Regions from separate parts of the Homo sapiens genome. Here region 2 is linked to region 1. A link is a contact called in ENCODE Hi-C data. All regions are on one chromosome and are shown on one strand. The core of a region is the stretch at or near the end of the contact, and the rest is flanking DNA. Distances in the headings are between cores, read along the strand shown.

Evidence for each region. Hi-C counts contacts between places; a loop is a spot of excess contacts on that map. Pooled maps may share reads with other maps.
Region 2: a map with no recorded cell type shows a loop between it and region 1 (2.9-fold over the local background). The contact joins the promoter of OPRPN here to the enhancer-like site in region 1. A Hi-C loop is called at or near these places in 6 of 37 single-sample maps with no recorded cell type and 3 of 50 pooled maps.

Annotation. Positions count from the first base shown.
Region 1 is chr4:69,830,228-69,833,197 of GRCh38, forward strand. It overlaps a transcript of SULT1E1 not described here. Among named protein-coding and RNA genes, the nearest start is that of SULT1E1, 28 kb to the right of the region's middle. RefSeq lists enhancers at 792-881, 2,364-2,658 and a silencer at 1,620-1,799. Within about 2 kb of position 1,629, at least 11 of the 41 ENCODE cell types and tissues checked have a DNase peak (open chromatin) inside an H3K27ac peak, as active enhancers do.
Region 2 is chr4:70,396,479-70,399,347 of GRCh38, forward strand. It overlaps OPRPN (opiorphin prepropeptide), which reads left to right and starts at 1,462. Exons shown (of 3, transcript NM_021225.5): 1 at 1,462-1,562; 2 at 2,793-2,858. The coding sequence starts at 2,808.

The DNA of each region.
Region 1 (2,970 bases), core at 379-2,878:
TTCTTAAGCCTTCAATTAGCCTCCCTCTTTGCCTCCTGATTTTGGTTAATGTACACCTTGGTGGCTACCTCAATAAGCTGAGTAGCATTCATGCTCATGAAATCTTCCATCTTCTGCAATGTTTACCTAATATTGCCCTGGGCCTGCCCTATGAATGATGTATTTACCATATGCTGATTTTGAGTAGCCTCAGGGTTGAACAGGGTGTACAACCGAAATGCCTCACAAAGTCTTTCGTAAAACTGGCTTGGTCTTTCATCTGCTCCTTGGAGCACCTCTGAGATTTTTTCCTGCATTGGCTGCTTTTCTCCCACCATTTTTTAGCCCATGCAGGATTGCCTCTCAGTACTGCTGCAGATGCTGCAGCTGGGATGCGTCATTTGGGTCCCAATTGGGGTCTGTTTCAGGGAACTGGCCCTGCGCATATGCCTGGGCATTAACTGTGTCTGCAGGAGCATTTGCTTCTAGCCACTGGAGGGCTGCCTGTGTCAGTCTCTGGCACTCTTCCATATTAAACAGTGTCAGAAGAAGCTGTTTCCAATCTGGCCAGGTTGGATTGGTTGTCTGAATAATGGACTGCATCAAGTCTATAAAAGCCTGTGGCTTCTCTGTGTAGGAGGGAGCATGATGCTTCCAGTTCATGAGATCAGTGATTGAAAAGAGCTGGTAAACAAAAGCTCACTCTGCCCCCTGGATGTGGCCATGCTCTTGATAATAGACAGGTCCTCTCATTTCCTGAAGAGCAATTTGCATGACTTGGGCACGGCCAGACCTGAGACAGCCTACCTGACTTTCTAGGCTTTCCGCCCTAACTTTCTGTAGCTCTGATTCCTCCTTCTCAGGTGAGGCTGGGAGCATGTACCCACTCGGATTTAACTCCTTGTGGGCAGCTGGGGCAGTTGGCCTCACAGATGAACCAGCAGCAAAAGCAGTTGGTCTTGGTAAAGGGGGGTTGATTGGAACCTAAGGAGGATGAGGAAATTCTGTTTCCTCCTGAGGTGCCTGTAAAACTCGTTTATCTTGCCTTTCCTGTAGCTTTTTCTTTTTCTCTGCAGCTGCCAGCATGGCTGATTTTACTTTTGGGTTCGGCTGCTTGGGCCACTAGTGTCTTACAATATGCTGCCAAACAGGGTTGCAACCATGCTGGTCAGTTTTATATAATATTGAGGCATGAATTGATATAGGGGAATTGGTCTGGTTACCCTTGCTGTCCCCCGACCCTGGTCACCACCTTAAATGCCCGGCCTATTGTCTCCCTATCTATAATATCCTCGGCCAGCCAACTGACACCAATAGAGGGCTATTCTAATTCACAGAGAGTTCTCAACCTTTGGGGGGTCAGTTTAATTCCATAATCCCCTGAAAAAACTTTCTTAAAATTATTTAACGTACATTCCAATGGAGTGGGTTTCAACAACTGTCCCCACATTTCCTCCCTTTACGATGTGCACTCGCTCTTTCTTTTCTGACCGACCAGACCGTCTCCTATTACGGGAGTTTTCAGATGCTGCTTAGCTAGGAGAGTTCCTTATTCCCACCACGGATGCTGCAGCCAGGGGGCAGCTCCTATTAGCCAGATGTGGATTGTCACTAGCCCAGGTCGGTCCCACACCGCTCGGAGCACACAGTCCACACTAAGAGATCTGTGTCTCCCCACATTACTTCCTGCGTTAGTCCCTCCCAGAACCATCTCTCACGCAGTTTCACACACTTCCCCTCTCCCAGTTCCCTTTTCTAACTGACTTAGCAATCCTCTCTCACATACCATGTCAGTTGGGGTATAAGTTTCATCTGAATTGCAGAGCCACTCTCACCTCCAGCCTCTCTGGGTCAAATTAGTGGTTATACCTCGGGAGGTGATCAAGCTCCTCTTCTGTCCTTACGGGACAGGTCCTGCCTTGAGCCCCAAAACCTTACCACAGTTCAGTAGAGCTGCTTCTGGGATTGTCCTGTAACCCCTTCCAGGTTCTGTTGCACTGTTAGGGGAGGGGCGCCGGAGAAGCAGGAGAGCCGATCTCCCCTTCAGGTTGAGGTTCTCCCAGTGGCATGCTTGGGGTAACTGATCTCCCATGGCTGGGAGCCCCAGACCCACAGGCAAAGGAGACAGCCAATCTGTCATCTCTCCCTCCTGGCTGGCGCACCAGAAATGTTGCAGAAAAATCAGGAGGGCAAGAGAGACCTCGGAGTAAAGCAGGAGAATCTTTATTGAGTGCACTCAGACACAGCAGACTCAATGTCCAAAGACTGGGCCCCGAACAAAGACAAGGTCTTGCTCATATACCTACTCCTAAGTGGTGCGAAAACAAATGTACAGAAACAAGACAAAGGCACTTAATCAGGCTATGCCAGGCATATAACTCAGGTTTAGTATACCCCTTACTATGCAGCCCAGATGGTCATTATCTGGGTTAGTTCAAAGTTCAAAGGAGTTTCACAAATACTCATCTTGCGACCCCCCCACCATGGCGTCCAGCTGGCTGTAAGCTAGACCTGCTCAGGCACGTCTGGTGACCTTTGTTACACTGCTTAGATGAAAAAGCAGGAACCTACAATCATTAACTATAGGGAAAACAAGAACTCATAACACTTACAGAGCAAGGAGCAAGATATAGTTACATAGCAGACGGCATGGGATTCGAGGGGGAAGTTTACTTACACTAAAGGAGAGATAGGAGAACTTATCTCCTCACATCTCTATATTGAGGGAGTGCTGGGAAAGTCTTCAGGGCACATCCCTTTGAGCTCTGGCCCTTAGATAACGTTATCAAAACTTTGCCTGTTACTGCCTTTGAAATGAGTCTGCCTAACACAGGCAGCTTGTTTTATTTTTTTCTTTTAATTTTTATTTTGCTTTTCTTTCTTTAATATCCTGCCTCACTATATGTGCCTAAGTACAAATTATGGTTCTGCAATTTATATGGAACCCTAGGCATGATACTTGGTTTCCTCATCTAAAACATATTATGATGT
Region 2 (2,869 bases), core at 212-2,711, 570 kb after region 1:
AGGACATGGTAAGGATTCAACAAATTATGGCTATTAGAAAATAAAGCATAACATCTTCTAGCATATGGTAATTTCCTCTCAAATGAATAGATTTTATTTCCTATGAGTAAATTTCTCAGTACCTGCCTTCATTTTATACATAAAATTGTGTAATTTACTACATCCTTTTGCCATAAATTGAAAATAGATTGTGTAATACCTCCCATCTTTGGTAGACAAGTGTACATTGAATTTATCCATCTGATTTAGATAATGGGATAACACCACATACTTACAGAATACAACATATATTGGAGAATTTATTATCCATTAAGCAGTCCAGATATTCATTATTAGCTTCAGAAAAATGTATTAAGTAATTTCTATATATTTAACATTTTAAGTAGCTCAAATGCATGTATACAGTATCTTTAAAATTACACATCTGGGAAATAAATATGAAATTGAAAATAAGAAACTAGAAGGATTCTATTTCCTAATTATCTCCCACCACTAGATATCTTCTGTTATTTCCAAAATTAAGACAAAGAATTTATTTCAACTGCCTCCTTTTTCCATTCTTTAAATTCCTTCTTCCCAAATAAGCTTCTTCTCAAATAAACCAACTCTTACTATACATATATATATGTCAGTTCTGATACATATGTATAGACACATTAAAACTCCAGTATCTATAGCCTTTAACAACAGTGGTTCCCAAACAAAGCTTCACTTTGCAATAACTTGGGGAGTTTTTTAATTCTTGTGTTCTTTTGCAGCAACGTGCATGCAGGTGGAAGCCATTATCCTAAGCAAACGAATTCAAGGAGAGAAAACCAAATACTGCAAGTTCTAATTTAGAAATGAGAGCTAAACATTGAGTATACGGGAACATACAGAAGGGAACAATAGACACCAGGGCCTACTTGATGGTGTAGAGCAGGAGGAGGGTGAGGATCAAAAAACTACCTGTTGAGTACTGTGCTCACTACCTGGGTGATGAAATAATTTATACAACTAGCCCCAGAAACACACAAATTGCTCATGTAACAAACCTACACAGGTACCCCTGAACCTAAAATAAAAGTTGGAAGGAAAAAACTAACATAAATAAAATTAATAAAATTTTTAAAACAAAATTAAATTACTTTGTCTGTCTTCTGCCCCATAACTTTTGATAAATTGTTCTGGGGTAAGGTCTGAGAAGTGGAATTTTTTAAAGCTTCCCAGATAGTTGTGATGTGCAGTCAAGTTTGAAAACCACTGTACTTGAGCATTCTGTGTGCTGCCCCAGGGCCTGCTAGGACAGTGATTGGATCACAGTTCTATAGATGAAGCTGCCAAACTGGCAACTGCAACTATTATTTCTTTGTTTCAGTAAAGAATATCAATACAGAACTTTACCCTCTCTCAACCTTTCTCTTAACTCCAATAAAAATCCAGACAGAGGTATTTAAGAAGAAAGGCTTTTCTATCAAAGTTCTTTCTCTTCTTGGACTTTTAAATTGTGGCTACCTAAATTGAGTATCTGGCAAGAGTAAGATTAAGCAGTAATTTGTTCCAAAGAAGAATCTTCTACCAAGGTAGGTATATAGAAATATAAATGTAAGAATTTTCACTTCGGAATTCTAGCTTTTGCTCATATTCTCAAGAATATCATCCTCATGGCTTTTAATGGAAATAGCCTCGTTACCCAAAAATCTCAGATGTGTTTTTAAAAAAAAAATCATTGTCTGTGGTAAAATTGCTTAAAATTCCTGAAAAAATGTCAAGAACATTCATATTGATTAGTTGCACAATTTACATCCAATTTCACAATCTATTGACTTTTTCCACTGCTGTATTTTATGGTCTCTAAAGTCAATCATGAGTAGAAGAGTCTTAAAAAGGTATATTAAGTTAGATTTGCATTTTTGTTGTTCTTGTTTGAGTTAGGTTTCTTATGTATTGTCAAACTGCTTTCTAATATGAAAACATATAAGAAAAAAGCTATTTTAAGGGGGTAGACACACGCACATACAACTATAGGATCTGTCAACCTGTCTTACATCACTTTCAAGGCTAATGCCAATGACAGATACCACATAAACCCCAAGACAATCTGTCAGCCTATGTGCTTGAATTTTGCCTTCCCAGAACCCAGGGTGCCATGTGCTTCTTATATATTGTTGAAAATTATAAACAAATTAGGATAAAAACATCTTTTTTCTAATTCACACACTGATAGACAATAATTGACTTTTGGAATAACTTGGAAAAAAATCATATCAAAGTAATAATACTTCAGTAGAGTGATGTTAAAGGAAAAATACACATTACATGGTTTCTTTTGCTTCAGACAGATCTAATAACAATAACACAATAATTGTATTAAGAAGTTATTTTTTACAATAGTCGTGTCACGTTGACAATATTTAGGTCACAAATCTATAGAAATCTGTAAGCTTTGACTAATTTTAAGTAAACATACTAAAAGTATACCCTAAGTAGTTATGTTCCAAAGTAGTCACCACTAAAGGCAACAAGGAATTTCCAAAAATACTTTAATTTTAAAATGTACTTTCAACAATTATCTGAAAATTATCTTTCATAAAATAAAGTACCACCATTAAAAAAAAAATCACAAACATGACAGTATTGCTGTGCATCTATGCTGCTTCCTCTCCCCAAAATATCAAACACATCTTTAAAGGTTATGTTGGTCTTTCTTCATCATTTTACATAACAAGTGTTAAAATGTTTTAAAAAATTTTTTCTGAAAAACACTGTTGATCGATTTGGCTAACTGTGGATAATCTTTGGCCTGTTTGTAGGAGCAACTTTAAAGAATGAAATTAACTTTCTTCTTGGGCCTGTTGGCTCTTATTTCATGTTTCACAGTAAGTTCCCT